Linked DNA regions of Homo sapiens: region 2 is linked to region 1. A link is an interaction called in ENCODE POLR2A ChIA-PET data of the cell type or tissue named here. Cell type or tissue: Panc1. All regions are shown on one strand. Links, peaks and the distances in the headings refer to the core of each region. The heading gives the core; the rest is flanking DNA. Region 1 holds the start of MIR8085 (microRNA 8085). Region 2 overlaps BCAM (basal cell adhesion molecule (Lutheran blood group)).

Region 1 (8,320 bases), core at 2-8,001:
CATGCCCCTTGCACACGTGTGTCCGCGGGCTGGTTGCAGGCGAGTGTGCCAGAGCGCAGAGGAGTGAGGGTGTCTGTGCCGTTGCGTGGAGGGGAGTGGGTGAGCCTCTGAAAGCGCGGGTGTGAGTTCCAGAAATGAGGAGAGACTGGCACCAAGAAAAAAAGTGCCTTGCCCATCTTTTCATACTGAGAAGTGGAGAGGCCACCACCTGGATCCAGTGAGCTAGGAGGGATGGGAGAGAGGACTGTGAGGCATGGGTGGCTCTATGGTCACGCCCATCTTCCTACAGGTCATCGACATCCTGAGGGGGAAGGCCACCCGGCCTGCTTCCACCTCCCAGCCAGACCCCTCCCCTGACCGGAGCGCCAACACCTCCCCCGAGAGCAGCAGCCGCCTCAGCTCCAATGGTGAGAAACCGTTCCCAACCTCCAGCCCTGGCGCCTCCTCCCTCAGACCCAGGAATCCCAACCCACAGCCCCTCCTCCCTCAGATCCAGGAGTCCAGGCCCCTAGCCTCCTCCCTCTGACCCAGGAATCCCAACCCATAGCCCCTCCTCCCTCAGACCCCTGGCCCCTCCTCCCTCAGACCCCAGCCCCTCCTCCTTCAGACCCCCCAGCCCCTCCTCCCTCAGACCTCAGCCCCTCCTCCCTCATACCCCCAGCCCCTCTTATCTCAAACCTCAGCCCCTCCTCCCTCAGACCCAGGAGTCCAGATTTCCAGACCCTCCTCCCTCAGACCTCAGCCCCTCCTCCCTCACACCCCCAGCCCCTCCTCCTTCTGACCCCCGGCCCCTCTTCCTTCAGACCCAGGAGTCTAGGTCCCCAGATGCCTCTTTCCTCAGACCCGGGAGTTTAAATCCCCAGCCCCTCCTCCCTCAGACCCGAGTCCAGACCCCCAGCCCCTCCTCCCTCAGACCCAGATCTCAGGCCCCAGCCCCTGCTCTCTGGGTCTAGCCTCTCACCACCCACCCCTCTGTCTCTCTTCCTTCCTCAGGTCTTCTCTCCGCATCACCATCCTCCTCACCCTCCCAGTCTCCCCCCAGGGACCCCCCTGGATTCCCCATGGCTCCTCCCAATTTCTTCCTTCCTTCCCCATCTCCACCCGCCTTCCTGCCCTTTGCTGGGGTCCTCCGAGGCCCTGGCCGGCCGGTGCCCCCCTCCCCAGCTCCAGGAGGCAGCTGAGGGGGATGGGGGGGCAGATCTTGGACTCATGAGGAGGGGCCCCCCTGCCCTGTGGGGTCAACCCTTCTGGAAACTGTGAAGATCTCACTCTGCCCCCCCCCCCCATCTTCGGGACCAGGATTTGCACAGAAGCACATGCACCTACCCATACACCCCCTCTTCTGAGCACAGATGTTCCCCCATCTCGCTCCCTCCCAGGACTCTGACCCCAGCATTCTCAGGCACCAGTCCCTGTCCGGAATGCCACCCACATCTTCCATTTCCATGTCCCCTCCCAGAGCTGGTGGACCCAGGGAACAGCCACTCCCCTCCACTCTCTACCAGATAACTGAGGAGGGGAGAGGTGGGCCGTAACGGGCACGGATCACGATGTAAATTATTAAGCATTTTGGTTGGATTTCTTTTGTAATAAACTATTTTTGTACCATATCCCTTGGGTGCATGGGCCTCTTTCATGAGATGGACCTGGCGGAAGTGCCTTCGTGTGTGTGCACACCCGTGCACTGAATCCAGTTGACTCCCAGAGTGATGTTGTGAGTCTCAGACAGACAATCTCCTGTGTGTCACTCTGGGACTTCTGGTGTGTTTGGTTGTGAATGTTGCCATCATTGTCACTGTACCATTGTTTCTAAGGAGGACGTGGTGTGTGATATCTTTTTTTTTTTTTTTTCAAGACAGAGTCTTGCTCTGTCGCCCAAGCTGGAGTGCAGTGGCACGATCTCGGCTCACTGCAACCTCCGCCTCCCCGGTTCAAGCGATTCTCCTGCCTCAGCCTCCCGAGTAGCTGGGATTACAGGTGTGCACCACCACACCTGGCTAATTTTTGTAATTTTAGTAGAGACGGGGTTTCACCATGTTGGTCAGGCTGGTCTTGAACTCCTGACCTCATGATCCTCCTGTGTCGGCCTCCCAAAGTGCTGGGATTACAGGCATGAGCCACTGCACCTGGCCGGTGTGTGATATCTTTCCAGGGCACCCTGTTGGATTCCGTAGTGACCCTGGGCATGTGTGTTTCTGTAGTGTGGGGGTCCTGGTGATAACCCACAGCTGACTTCAGCCCCAATCGTCTCTGGCTGTCCGAGTGCGTGGTGCTTGGGAGTGTTCCTAACATTGAGATCTGGGGTGATGCTGTGATTGTTGCCCTGTGACTGCCTCACATGGCGTGAGACAGTTTTACTTAGTGGTTCCATGGGGCCCCTCTAATGGACCACATCTGTGGTTTTGTTGTTGTTTTTTTGGGGGGGGATGGAGTCTCACTCTGTCACCCAGGCTGGAGTGCAATGGCGTGATCTCGGCTCACTGCAACCTCCGCCTCCTGGGTTCAAGAGATTCTCCTGCCCCAGCCTCCAGAGTAGCTGGGATTACAGGCACCCACCACCATGCCTGGCTAATTTTTGTATTTTTAGTAGAGAGGGGGTTTTGCCACATTGGCCAGGCTGGTCTCAAACTCCTGACCTCAGGCGATCTGCCTGCTTTGGCCTCCCAAAGTGCTGGGATTACAAGCGTGAGTCACCGCGCCCAGCCACACATCTGTGCTTTGACTCTGGGGTATGCCTCTGTGTGTCAGTCGGGGTTTGTAATGGTTTCCTGTTGCCACTATAACAAATCACAAATTCAGTGGCTTGAAATGATGCTAACTTTTTTTTTTTTTTTTTTAAAACAGAGTTTCACTCTGTCACCCAGGCTGGAGTGCAGTGGCACAATCTCAGCTCACTACAACCTCCACTTCCCTGGTTCAAGCCATTCTCCTACCTCAGCCTCCCAAGTAGCTGGGACTACAGGCGTGCACCACCACACCCGGTTAATTTTTTGTATTTTTACTAGTCACAGGGTTTTGACATGTTGGCCAGACTGATCTGGAACTCCTGACCTCAAGTGATCCACCCACCTCAGCCTCCCAAAGTGCTGGGATTACAAAAGGTGTGAGCCACCGTGCCAGCCAAACAATACTAATTTATTCTCTTACAGTTCTGGGCATAAGAAGTCCAAAATCGGCCGGGCGCGGTGGCTCACGCCTGTAATCCCAGCACTTTGGGAGGCCGAGGCAGGCGGATCACGAGGTCAGGAGATCGAGACCATCCTGGCTAACCCGGTGAAACCCAGTCTCTACTAAAAATACAAAAAATTAGCTGGGCATGGTGGCGGGCACCTGTAGTCCCAGCTACTCGGGAGGCTGAGGCAGGGGAATGGTGTGAACCCGGGAGGCAGAGCTTGCAGAGAGCCGAGATCGCACCACTGCACTCCAACCTGGGTGACAGAGTGAGACTCCGTCTCAAAAAAAAAAAAAAAAAAAAAGAAGTCCAAAATTGAGGCCAAGCCTGGTGGCTCACACCTGTAATCCCAGCACTTTGGGAGGCTGAGGCAGGAGAATCCCCTGAGACCAGAAGTTTGAGACCAGCCCGAGCAGTATAGTGAGACCCTGTCTGTACAAAAAAAAAAAAAAAAAAAAAATTAGCTGGGCATGGTGGCAGGCACCTGTAGTCCCAGCTACTCGGAAGACTGAGGTGGGAGGATTGCTTGAGTCTGTGAGTTCGAGGCTGCAGTGAGCTATGATCGCACCACAGCACTCCAGCCTGGGCAACAGGTGAGGCCCTGCCTCAAAAAAATAAATAAAAGAACCATGGTGTCAGCATCTGCTTCTTGTGGTGAAGGCTTCAGGCTGCTTCTACTCATGGCAGAAGGCCGAGGGAACCACACGTGTGTGGGGATCAAGTGGCAGGAGGGGAAGCGAGAGAGAGACAGAGAGAGAGAAGTGCCAGCCTCCCTTTAACACCCATCTCTCATGGGCGTCAATGGGGAGAACTCATTCACCCGCCAGGGAGGACATTAATCTATTCATGAGGGACCTGCCCCCATGGCCCAAACACACCTCACATCAGGCCCACCTCCAACCTTGGGAATCAAAGTTCTTTTTTTTTTTTTGAGACAGAGTCTCACTCTGTCGCCCAGGCTGCAGTGCAGAGGCCCAATCTCGGCTCACTGCAGCCTTTGCCTCCAAGGTTCAAGCGATTCTCCAGCCTCAGCCTCCCAAGTAGCTGGAATTACAAGCATGCACCACCATGCCCAATTAATTTTTGTATTTTTAGTAGAGACGGGGTTTCACCCTGTTGGCCAGGCTGGTCTTGAACTCCTGACCTCAAGTGATCCACCCGCCTCGGCCTCCCAAAGTGCTGGGATTACAGGTGTGAGCCACCGTGCCAGGCCCAAATTTCTTCATTTTTTTGGACACAGAGTCTCACTCTATCACCCAGGCTGGGGTGCAGCAGGAGATCCTAGCTCACTGCAACCTCGACCTGGGTTCAAGTGAGGGGATCAGATTTCAACATGAGGTTTTGAAGGAAAAAATATTCAAACCATAGCACTGAGTGTTTTTTGTTTTTTATGGGGTTTTTTGGTTTGTTTGTTTGTTTAATCTGTGGGGGCTTCTCTGGGTCGTCATGTGAATTGCTGATAGTGAACATTTAATCCCCATCACTCTGTAATGTAGTTGCATCTGTGGGGCCAGCTGCCTTAACAACTTCCTGGATGGCATCACTGGGGTCTGTGAAGGGCTGTGTGTGTGCACACAAACACTCATGCACACGCACTTCTGGATGGCCTGTGTGAGCACTGACTGGGTGACCTGTGTGTGCCTGGCCCGCCTGACTGGGACGTCCATGCGTCTTTCTGTTTGCAACTATGTTTCAGTGTTTCTGACCCAGACCCTGTGCTCTGGTATCTCTGAAGCTGCCAGGCTTGAAGGGCATGTTAATGTCCTGTTGCTGGCCAGGCACGATGGCTCATGCCTGTAATCCCAGCACTTTGGGAGGCCGAGGCGGGCAGATCACTTGAGGTCAGGAGTTTGAGACCAGCCTGGCCAACATGGTGAAATCCCGTCTCTGCTAAAAATACAAAAATTAGCCAGGTGTGGTGGTGTGCACCTGTAATCCCAGCTACTCAGGAGGCTGAGGCAGGAGAATAGCTTGAACCCAGGAGGCAGGGGTTGCAGTGAGCCAAGATCACGTCACTGCACTCCAGCCTGGGAGACAAAGCGAGAGTCCGTCTCAAAAAAATAAAAAATAAGAAATAAAAAATCCTGTTGCTGCCATGCAAACTGCCACAAACTAGGTGGCTTAACACAACAGAAATGTATTCCTTTACAGTTCTGAAGTCCGGAAGTCCAAAATCAAGGCGTCGGCAGGACCGCACTCACCAAAAACTGTAGGGGAGACTCCTTCCTTGCCTCTTCCAGCTTCTGGTAGCCCCAAGCATTCCTCCGCTTCTGGCTGCATCAGTCCAGTCTCTGCCTCTGTCTTCACATGATCTTCTCCTTTGTGTGTCCATGTCTTCTTCTCTGTCTCTTATGAGGACATTTGTCACTGAGCACAGTGGCTCACACTTGCAATTCCAGCACTTTGGGGAAGGCAAGGTGGGAGGATCACTTGAGGCCAGGAGTTCAAGACCAGCCCAGACAACATAGCAACACCCTGTCTTGAAGGGAAGGGAAGGGGAGGGGAAGGGAGGAAAGAGGGAGAGGAAGGAAGGAAGGAAGGAAGGAAGGAAGGAAGGAAGGAAGCAAGCGAGGGAGGGAGGGAGGGAGAGATTATTTCTATGTTTCCTGGTCAACATAGTGAGACGCTGTCTCTACAGAAGATCAAAAAATGTGTTGGCTGAGCATGAGCCTGGTGGTGTGTGCCTGCAGTCCCAGCTACTTAGGAGGCTGAGGTTCAAGCATCACTTTAGCCCGGGATGTCAAGGCTGCAGTGAACTATGATCACGCCACTGCATTCCAGCCTGGGTGCCAGAGGGAGATCCTGTCTCTTGTTTTGTTTTGTTTTGTTTTGTTTTGTTTTGTTTTGTTGTTACTAAGTCTCACTCTGCTGCACAGGCTGGAGGAGTGCAGTGGTGCAATCTCTGCTCACTGCAATCTCCGTCTCCCAGGTTCAAGCAATTCTCCTGCCTCAGCCTCCCAAGTAGCTGGAATTACAGGCATGCATCATCATGCCCAGCTAATTTTTAATTTTATTTATTTATTTATTTATTTGAGATGAAGTCTCGCTCTGTCGCCCAGGCTGGAGTGCAGCGGCGCAATCTCAGCTCACTACAAGCTCCACCTCCCGGGTTCACGCCATTCTCCTGCCTCAGCCTCCCGAGTAGCTGGGACTACAGGCACCCGCCACCACATCCAGTTAATTTTTTGTATTTTTAGTAGAGACAGGGTTTCACCATGTTGGTCAGGCTGGTCTCAAACTCCCGACCCCAGGAGATCCTCCTGGCTCAGCCTCCCAGAGTGCTGGGATTACAGGCATGAGCCACCGCACCCAGCCAATATTTATGTTTAATCCTTAGAGCAACTTGCAGGTTTGCTCCAAGGTTTAAACATGAACACTAGTCAAGCTAATTGTGCTCCTCTCCTCCTATGCAGTGGCGGCAAACAGCAGTGCCCTCAGTAGTATACGCAGCCTGCTGCGTGTAGCGGTGGCCTTAAGAGACCTTGGAGATAGCCCTTTCCGATGCATGTTCATGTTTCTGATCTTGACCTCACCCCAGTCTAGACTCCAGACAGGTATGCGAGGCGCCTTTGGAAAGCCCCAGGGTGTGGTGGCCAGGGTTCACATTGGCTAAGGCATCACGTCCATCCGCACCAAGCTGCAGAACATGGAACACGTGATTGAGGCCCTACCCAGGGCCAAGTTCAAGCTCCCTGGCCACCAGAAGACCCACATCTCAAGGCGGTGGGACTTTACCAAGTTTAGTGCAGATGAATGTGAAGACACGGTGGCTGAGAAGTAGCTCATCCTGGATGGCTGTGGCATCAGATACATCCCCAATCATAGGCCCCTGGAATAGTGGCGAGCCCTGCTTACTCACACCCACCAATAAATCCTCCTTCCTGTCCAAACCGAAAAAAAAAAAATATGAACGGGACACAGTGGCTCACGCCTGTAATCCTAGCACTTTGGGAGCTGGAGGTGGGCAGATCGATTGAGCCCAGGAGTTCAAGACAAGCCTGGGCAATATGGTGAAACCCTGTCTCTCCAAAAAAAAAACAAAAATTAGCCGGTATGGTGGTGCACGCCTGTAGTCCCACCCACTGGGGAGGCCGAGGTGGCAGGATCACTTGAGCCTAAGAGGTCAAGGCCGCAGTGAATCAAGATTGCGCCACTGCATTCCAGCCTGGGTGACAGAGAGAGACCTTGTCTCAAAAAAGGAAAAAGGTGGGGGGAAGTAAATTTTGTGCAATACTTATTACAGGCCATGGTGCTGAGTAAGAGCTTCATAAATGGGAATTGCTGTTGCCATCATCTAAGAATTTTTGACAGTTTTGAGGTCAGAGGAAACACAGTAGAGACGATGAGACCTATTCTTTGTCCTGGTAGAAAAATGGAACAATGAGGTCATAGCCTAGATGTGTGTTTTAGCTACATTTTTTTTATTCCACGGTTGTAATTAAATTAAATAATATAGCTGGGCATGGTGGCACACACCTGTAGTCATAGCTACTCGGGAGGGAGGCTGAGGCATGAGGATCACTTGAGCCCAGGAGTTTGAGACCAGCCTGGGCAATGTAGTGAGACCCCATCTCTTGAAAGAGTGAAGTGACTCGCATCTGTAATTCCAGCACTTTTGGAGGCCAAGGCAGGAGAATTGCTTGAGCCCAGGAGTTTGAGATCAGCCTGGGCCACATAGCAAGATCCTCTCTCTACAATAAAAAAAAAAAAATTATATTAGGTGCCTGTGGTCCTAGCTATTCAAAGGCTGAGGCAGGGTGCAGTGGCTCACGCCTGTAATCCCAGAAGTTTGGGAGGCCGAGACAGGCGGATCACAAGGTCAGGAGATCCAGATCATCCTGGCTAACATGGTGAAACCCCGTCTCTACTAAAAATACAAAAACAAAATTAGCGAGGCGTGGTGGCAGGCACCTGTAGTCCCAGCTACTCGGGAGGCTGAGGCGGGAGAATGGGGTGAACCTGGGAGGCGGAGCTTGCGGTGAGCTGAGATCGCACCACTGCACTCCAGCCTGGGTGACAGAGGAGACTCCATCTCAAAAAAAAAAAAAAAAAAGGCCGAGAGGAGTTTGAAGCTGCAATGAGCTATGATTGCACCACTGCACTCCAGCCTAGACAACAGAGAGAGACCCTATCTTTAAAAAATATATA
Region 2 (8,320 bases), core at 194-8,193, 53 kb after region 1:
ACGCTTGTGTCCTGGGGGAGAGGGGACCCTGTCTGGAGGGCTCTTCCTGTTGGTGTGGTGGATGATAGCTCAGTTGCTCTCTTGCAGATGCCCAGGCGGAGGTGCGCTTGTCTGTACCCCCGCTGGTGGAGGTGATGCGAGGAAAGTCTGTCATTCTGGACTGCACCCCTACGGGAACCCACGACCATTATATGCTGGAATGGTTCCTTGTGAGTGCTTGGGGCTGGGGGGCCTGGAGTCAGGGCACAGCAGGGCAGCAAAGGTTCATTCTCTCATCAGTGCCTAAGGCCTGTAGAGATCCACCAAGCCACACTCCTTGTTACAGATGGGGTCACTGAGTCCCACTGAGGGGAAGGGATCTGCAAGGTGCCCCGTGTCTAGGCACAGCCAAGTCTAGAATGACATTGACCTGCTCTGGACTGCGGGCTCTTGAGAGAGAGAACAGAGACAGACATCAAGAAAGCAGAAGCCAGGCACGGTGGCTCACGCCTGTAATCCCAGCACTTTGGGAGGCCGAGGCGGGTGGATCACGAGGTCAAGAGATCAAGACTGTCCTGACCAACATGGTGAAACCCCGTCTCTACTAAAAATACAAAAATTAGCTGGGCGTGATGGCATGTGCCTGTAATCCCAGCTACTCAGGAGGCTGAGGCAGGAGAATCGCTTGAACCTGGGAGGTAGAGGTTGCAGTGAGCCGAGATCGAGCCAATGCTCTCCAGCCAGGCGACAGAGCAAGACTCTATCTCAAAAAAAAAGAGGAAAGAAAATGAGAGACAATCGGGAGAGGGAGAGACCAAGAGGAGAAGGGATGGGACCGGAATGAGATGGAGAAAAGGAGACAGGAAAAATCAAGAACTGATAGGGAATGGGGGCAGGAGAAGGTGGGGAGGGACAGAGGGACCAGGGAGACCCATAACAAGAGGAAAAGAGGCAGAGCCAGGAGCTGCAGAGAGAAAGGACCCAGAGAGAGAGAGACTGAGGAGCGCTGGGACACCCGGAGCTGAGAGCCTGCCCCGCGCCCACAGACCGACCGCTCGGGAGCTCGCCCCCGCCTAGCCTCGGCTGAGATGCAGGGCTCTGAGCTCCAGGTCACAATGCACGACACCCGGGGCCGCAGTCCCCCATACCAGCTGGACTCCCAGGGGCGCCTGGTGCTGGCTGAGGCCCAGGTGGGCGACGAGCGAGACTACGTGTGCGTGGTGAGGGCAGGGGCGGCAGGCACTGCTGAGGCCACTGCGCGGCTCAACGTGTTTGGTAAGTGTCCTCGGGCATCCCCCGAAGGGAGGCAGGCAGGGAGGGGCGCAGGGCAGGGGCTCCTGACGTGAACGTCTTTTTCACAGCAAAGCCAGAGGCCACTGAGGTCTCCCCCAACAAAGGGACACTGTCTGTGATGGAGGACTCTGCCCAGGAGGTACCTCTCGGGTGGACCTTGGCCCCAGGGTCCTGGAGGAGGAGGGGACAGGGCCCTGGACTCCTGGGTCTGAGGGAGGAGGGGCTGGGGACCCCTGGGTAATAAAGGAGGAGGGGTAAGGCCAGGCGAGGTGGCTCATGCCTGTAATCCCAGCATTTTGGGAGGCAGAGGCAGGCGGATCACCTGAGGTCAGGAGTTCCAGACCAGCCTGGCCAACATAATGAAACCCCGTCTCTACTAAAGATACAAAAATTAGCTGGGTGTGTTGGTGTGCAACTGTAATCCCAGCTGCTCGGGAGGCTGAGACAGGAGAATCACTCGAACCCAGAAGGCAGAGGCTACAGTGAGCTAAGATCACACCACTGCACTCCAGCCTGGGCCACAGAGCAATACTCCGTCTCAAAAAAAAAAAAAAAAAGAAGAAGAAAAGAAAAAAGAAAGGAAGGGCAGAGGGGGAAGACTCCTGTGTCCTAGGAAGGAGAGAGCTGGGGGACCCAGAATCCTTGGTCCCTGGAGGATGGTGCTGGAGGCCTGGACTCTTTAGTCTGAGTCGGGGACTAGGAATTTGGACTCCTGGGTCCTGGGAGAGTCGGGAGTTAGGAGCCCGGCTCATGAGTCTGAGTGGGGAGAACTCCTGAGAGAGGAGCCCCGACTTCAGAGTCCCAGCTCCAAGCCCAGGGCCATGCCCGTGTCTGCCTCAGATCGCCACCTGCAACAGCCGGAACGGGAACCCGGCCCCCAAGATCACGTGGTATCGCAACGGGCAGCGCCTGGAGGTGCCCGTAGAGATGAACCCAGGTGAGCAGCGCAGGAGCGCGGCGGGACGTGGGCTGGGGTGGGTGGCGGGGCTATGGCCTGGCTGACTGCCACCTCCCCCGATCTCTCCCAGAGGGCTACATGACCAGCCGCACGGTCCGGGAGGCCTCGGGCCTGCTCTCCCTCACCAGCACCCTCTACCTGCGGCTCCGCAAGGATGACCGAGACGCCAGCTTCCACTGCGCCGCCCACTACAGCCTGCCCGAGGGCCGCCACGGCCGCCTGGACAGCCCCACCTTCCACCTCACCCTGCACTGTGAGTCTGTGCTGGCCTTTGACCTCTGACCTCAGGCTCCACACCTCATGAGGCCTGACCCTCCACCCGGGGGCTTCACACTCCCCTCTGACCCTCTGCCTCCCTACTTCATGCTAAAAAAAAATGTGCTAGTGCTGGCCACTGACCTCTGACCTCAATTGGTCGCACAAGCCCCATCCTGACCTCTGACCTCCGACCTCCACTTAGCACCCTGGACCCCATGAAGTTTATGACTAAATGGTGCTTTCCACCTTCTCACACTGAATTGGGTCCCCCCATGACATCTGGCTCCAAGTCTCACACTGACCCATCGCCCATACGGACCTCTGACTCTTGACCTATACTCTTAGTTTATTTCAACCTCTGAACTCTGGCACTCAGAATAATTGTGAACCTGAGGCTTGAAACCTATGACCCGTAACCTTTGACCCGCCATAGCCCTCACCTGGGATGCAGGGCTGACCTCTCGCCTGTCCTCTAGCCTTGACCCTTCCCCTGATCACAATTCCCATCTCCCTGCCCTTCCCTTAGATCCCACGGAGCACGTGCAGTTCTGGGTGGGCAGCCCGTCCACCCCAGCAGGCTGGGTACGCGAGGGTGACACTGTCCAGCTGCTCTGCCGGGGGGACGGCAGCCCCAGCCCGGAGTATACGCTTTTCCGCCTTCAGGTGACCCACCCAAGGGTCCCTCTGGGATCCACCCCCCAGCCCCTGACCTCTGTGACCTGCTAACCTGCATAACTTCTAATGTGGGACCTGGGAGTCCCCATGGCTTAGGCAGCCACCTGATCTGGTGGCCCACGAACTAAAAGGACCTCTGACCCCTGATTTGAGAGAGTCAGGACTTAGCATGCCACCTGACTTGATGGCCCCTGACCCCTGATTCTGGCTTAGCATGACACTAACCTGGTGGCTTCTGACCTAGCATGAGCCCGCTGAACCGGGGTGGCTTCTGAGCCTGGTTCCTCGTCCCCCGTCTCCCAGGATGAGCAGGAGGAAGTGCTGAATGTGAATCTCGAGGGGAACTTGACCCTGGAGGGAGTGACCCGGGGCCAGAGCGGGACCTATGGCTGCAGAGTGGAGGATTACGACGCGGCAGATGACGTGCAGCTCTCCAAGACGCTGGAGCTGCGCGTGGCCTGTGAGAGCCCTGGGTGAACGGGCGGGCAGGAGGGGCCCTGGCATCAGTGCCTCTGCGCCCTCCTCCCTACAGCCCTGAAGTTGCTCTGTCATCCCAAACACTCTGCCTTCAACCCTTTCTCTGCATTTCTTGGGGGTTTTTTTGGTTGTTTTTTTTTTTTTTTTTTTCCCAGAGACAGGACCTGGCTACGTTGCCCAGGCTGGTCTCGAACTCCTCATGCGATCCTCCTGCCTTGCTCTCCCAAAGTGCTGGGATTACAGGAGTGAGCCACCGCATCTTGTCGAGAGCTCTTTCCATAGCACAGACCTGACCCTCCTCTGCTCAGAATCTGCCATGGCTCCCCAGTACCCTTGGGAGAAGCCCAGGTGTCTCACCATGGCCTTCAAGGTCCACCTGGCCAGTTCCACCATTAGCTAGCTGATCCTTCTCCCCAGTCAAGGCTATCTCCTCATCACCCCCCAGGCTCCTCTGGTTCCTACCTTCACTGCCCATCCTTCCTACCGTCTATTTCTCACCAATCCCTTGAATCCCAGGCTTCTAAGAATGATTTTCAGTTCATTCGCATCCAGGCCCTGGGGAAAGGCTGTATTCTCCCTTGGCACTTCTTACATATCCCTTCCTGGGGTAGACCCTGCGCCAGATGCTGGGGACACATCTGTGAACAAGACAGACCACCCCTGTTATTTCAGTAGGGGAGACAGATGGTAAATGCTAACTAAGCCCTTTCGTAACAGTAGTGTATCTACAGGTGATATCACCAGTGAGAGAGAGCAGGAGAGGGGATTATTTTAGGTGGCAGGTGTTGCAGTCTGCTTTCCTGAGAAGCAGATTCTGACTTGGATGTTTTCAGGCAAGAAGTTTATGGGAAGTACCCTGGGTTCCGCACCTCTTGGGTCTAGGGAGGTAAAGGAAGCAAGATTTGGCAAGGTGAGAAGTTGGACTGAAGTCTAAGGAAGGTCTCAGGCTGGGTGCAGTGGTTCATGCCTATAATCCCAGCACTTTGAGAGGCTGAGGCAGGAGGATTGTATGAGCCTAGGAGTTTGAGGCCAGCCTGGGCAACAGAGGGAGACCCCATTTGCACACACACACACACAAATTAAAAATTAGCCAGGCATAGTGGCACACACCTGTAGTCCCAGCTACTCGGAGGCCCAGGTGGGAGGATCCCTTGAGTCTGGAAGGTTGAAACTGCAGTGAGCCAAGATTGTGCCACTGCACTCCAGCCTGAGCGACAGAGAAAGACCCCGTCTCAGGAAAAATAAAAATAAAAAAGTAGGCCGGGCCCCGTGGCTCATGCCTGTAATCCCAACACTTTGGGAGGCCGAGGTGGGTGGATCACCTGAGGTCAGGAGTTAGAGACCAGCCTGGCCAACATAGTGAAACCCCCTCTGTACTAAAAGTTAGCCGGGTGTGGTGGCATGCACCTGTAATCCCAGCCACTCAGGAGCCTGAGGCAGGAGAATCGCTTGAACCCAGGAAGCGGAGATTGCAGTGAACTGAGATCGTGCCATTGCACTCCAGCCTGGGCAACAGAGTGAGACTCCATCTCAGAAACAAATAAAAGAAAGAAAGAGGGCCTCAGTCAGCCCCACGGGGTACTTGGAATCCAGGATGGCCCTTCACAGTTGTCCCCAGTTGGGGTGAGGGGGCTGGGCCTTAATAACCTCTACATCAACCAGTCCTCAGAGGTGTGCTGGCCTTAGGCAAGGGGCTCTCAGCAGCTGAGGCAGCTCCCAGAGAGGGGTGACAGCTGCAGGCTGACAGCTGTCATCCTTCTTAGCAGCTGGTGGAATAAGTCCTTCCGTGCTGTAGGAAAGATCTGGGTGTCCACAATAGGGGAGGTCAGGGAAGCCTCTGAGAAGAGACATTTAAGTGAGACTCAGAAAAGCAGACAGCAGCCAGGCACAGTGGCTCACACCTGTAATCCCAGCACTTTGGGAGGCCGAGGCAGGTGGATCACCTGAGGTCAGGAGTTCGAGACCAGCCTGGCCAACATGGTGAAACCCCATCTCTACTAAAAATATAAAAATTAGCCAGGCATGATGGCTGGTGCCTGTAATCCCAGCTACCCAGGAGACTGAGGCAGGAGAATCGCTTGATCCTGGGAGGCGGAGGTTGCAGTGAGCTGAGATCGTGCCACTGAACTCCAGCCTGGGTGACAGAGCAAGAGTCTGTCTCAAAGAAAAAAGAAATTGGCCGGGCACGGTGGCTCACACCTGTAATCCCAGCACTTTTGGGAGGCAGAGGCGGGCAGATCATGAGGTCAGGAGTTTGAGACCATCCTGGCTAACACGGTGAAATCCCGTCTCTACTAAAAATACAAAAAATTAGCTGGGCGTGGTGGCAGGTGCCTGTAGTCCCAGGTACTCGGGAGGCTGAGGCAGGAGAATGGCATGAACCCAGGAGGCAGAGCTTGCAGTGAGCTGAGATCCCGCCACTGCACTCTAGCCTGGGCGACAGAGCCAAACTCTCTCAAAAAAAAATAATAAGAAGAAGAAATGCAGAGAGCTACAAAAAGAGCACTGCAAGTAGAGTGAGCAAGTGCAAAGGCCCTGAGGCAGGCCCCAACTTGGTCTACTCAAGAAAAACAGCAAGAGAACGGGGTAGCTGGGAGCACAGGAGGAATGGGGAAGAGTGGGAGATGGTTCAAGAGGTGGGTGAGGGCCAGACCAGGCAGCATCTTTTAGGCACCCTCAAGAAGTTTGGCCTCGATGCCAAGGGTACTGGGGAGCCACTGCAGGGTTTTATGCAGAGGGGAGGGATGACCAGTGGGTGGTTGGTTTTTTTTGTTTTTTTTTTTTTGAGTCAGAGTCTCACTCTGTCACCCAGGCTGGAGCGCAGTGGCACAATCTCGGCTCACTGCAACCTCCACCTCCCAGGTTCAAGCGATTCTCCTGCCTCAGCCTCCCAAGTAGCTGGGACTATAGGCATGCACCACTATGCCCAGCTAGCTTTTGGATTTTTAGTAGAGATGGGGTTTCACCATGTGACCAGGGTGGTCTCGAACTCCTGACATCAGGTGATGCACCCGCCTCGGCCTCCCAAAGTGCTGGGGTTATAGGCATGAGCCACCGTGCCCGGCCTGACCAGTGGATGTTTTAAAGAGGTCCCTCTAGCTGCTCAGTGGAGGATGGACAAGAGGGAGGAGCAGGCTAGTGAAGAGGTGGTTGGGACAGTCAAACCTGGGGCCAGAGGTGGCAGGAAGCCAGAGGATTTGTCCTGGGAGCAGACCAGATAAAGACTTGCTGAGGCCAGGAGCAGGGGCTCACGCCTGTGATCCTAGCACTTTTGGGAGGTCAAGACAGGAGGATCACTTGAGGCCAGGAGTTTGAGACCCAGCCTGGCCAACATAGCAACACCTTGTCTCTATTCAAAAACAAAACTTTGCAGAAAAGATGTTTGGGGGTAACAGGGAGGTTACCCCACAGGTTGGGGTTTGAGCAAAAGGTTTGTGTGCTAAAGTCACAGAAGGGACACCTTCCACACCTAAGGTTATTCATTAACCTTGGGCTCAGATGTCAGCTCTGAAGAAAAGTAATTGACTTGGGCATGTCAATGTTGGGGTTAGACTGCTAGATTTTTGGTTGGAGAGCCTGGATGGGAGAATGGAGATTTCATGGAGATGGGGTAAACCAGGAGGATTACTTGCTGTTCTCTGCTTCCAACTGTCCATTCATGTTTGCACCCCCGACCGCCCCTGGAGAGCCCCTAATTGAGTGGGTGGCGGTCTGGGACGAGTGACAGACTGTCCCCCACTGCAGATCTGGACCCCCTGGAGCTCAGCGAGGGGAAGGTGCTTTCCTTACCTCTAAACAGCAGTGCAGTCGTGAACTGCTCCGTGCACGGCCTGCCCACCCCTGCCCTACGCTGGACCAAGGTGAGAGGGAGAGGAGCCCCCTCGGGCCCTGCACTCGCACCCTCCTCTCTCCCCTCACTCCTCGCCCTCTCACAGCGTCCTCCTCCTCCTCTGCCCTTCCCAGGACTCCACTCCCCTGGGCGATGGCCCCATGCTGTCGCTCAGTTCTATCACCTTCGATTCCAATGGCACCTACGTATGTGAGGCCTCCCTGCCCACAGTCCCGGTCCTCAGCCGCACCCAGAACTTCACGCTGCTGGTCCAAGGTTCAGGGGGCAGGGAGGGGGTGGGCTTGGATGGGGACAGTGTGGGGTGTGGGACCTGGACAAACAGGACGAGTTCCTGAGTCCCTGGCTGGGGACTCCATCTTCTGCTCGATGCCTCTCTTCTCTCTCTCTCTCCTCTCCCTTCACTTTCTTCCCATCCCCACCACCCACAGGCTCGCCAGAGCTAAAGACAGCGGAAATAGAGCCCAAGGCAGATGGCAGCTGGAGGGAAGGAGACGAAGTCACACTCATCTGCTCTGCCCGCGGCCATCCAGACCCCAAACTCAGCTGGAGCCAATTGGGGGGCAGCGTAAGGGACCTTCCTCTCCACCCTGAGCCCCCTCTCACTCATCCAAGTATCACACCCTCCTTTCCACTTCCTGGGAGACTGGACGTCGTTCACCTCTGCCCTTGACCCCACCCCTTGACCCCACCAGCCGGGGCCTGATCGGAGCCTCCATAGCCCGCAGAGCCAATCCCCGGACGGCAGGGTTGGGTGAGCAGCTCTCTGACCCTGAAAGTGACCAGCGCCCTGAGCCGCGATGGCATCTCCTGTGAAGCCTCCAACCCCCACG

The links. Peaks named below come from ENCODE experiments on the same cell type or tissue, not always from the same donor. Only the 100,000 strongest peaks of a DNase experiment are listed, where the experiment ranks them.
Region 2: POLR2A ChIA-PET joins it to region 1 with 11 read pairs; 10 of 35 experiments call an interaction of 5 or more read pairs at or near these places.

What each region holds. Positions count from the first base shown.
Region 1 is chr19:44,758,435-44,766,754 of GRCh38, forward strand. BCL3 (BCL3 transcription coactivator) reads left to right here. Exons shown (of 9, transcript NM_005178.5): 8 at 290-407; 9 at 994-1,610. The coding sequence ends at 1,181. MIR8085 (microRNA 8085) reads left to right here and starts at 223; the gene lies at 223-287. It also overlaps the pseudogene LOC124900431. RefSeq lists an enhancer at 160-809. In Panc1, for the core only: no CTCF peak of the experiment used is centred there; no DNase peak of the experiment used is centred there; H3K27ac peaks cover 383 bases.
Region 2 is chr19:44,811,138-44,819,457 of GRCh38, forward strand. It overlaps BCAM (basal cell adhesion molecule (Lutheran blood group)), which reads left to right. Exons shown (of 15, transcript NM_005581.5): 2 at 88-209; 3 at 1,026-1,254; 4 at 1,341-1,411; 5 at 2,113-2,209; 6 at 2,301-2,483; 7 at 3,015-3,151; 8 at 3,467-3,623; 9 at 7,385-7,500; 10 at 7,604-7,745; 11 at 7,919-8,055; 12 at 8,209-8,320. Among named protein-coding and RNA genes, the nearest start is that of BCAM, 6.2 kb to the left of the region's middle. RefSeq lists enhancers at 1,140-1,686, 2,338-2,870 and a silencer at 6,635-6,929. In Panc1, for the core only: no CTCF peak of the experiment used is centred there; no DNase peak of the experiment used is centred there.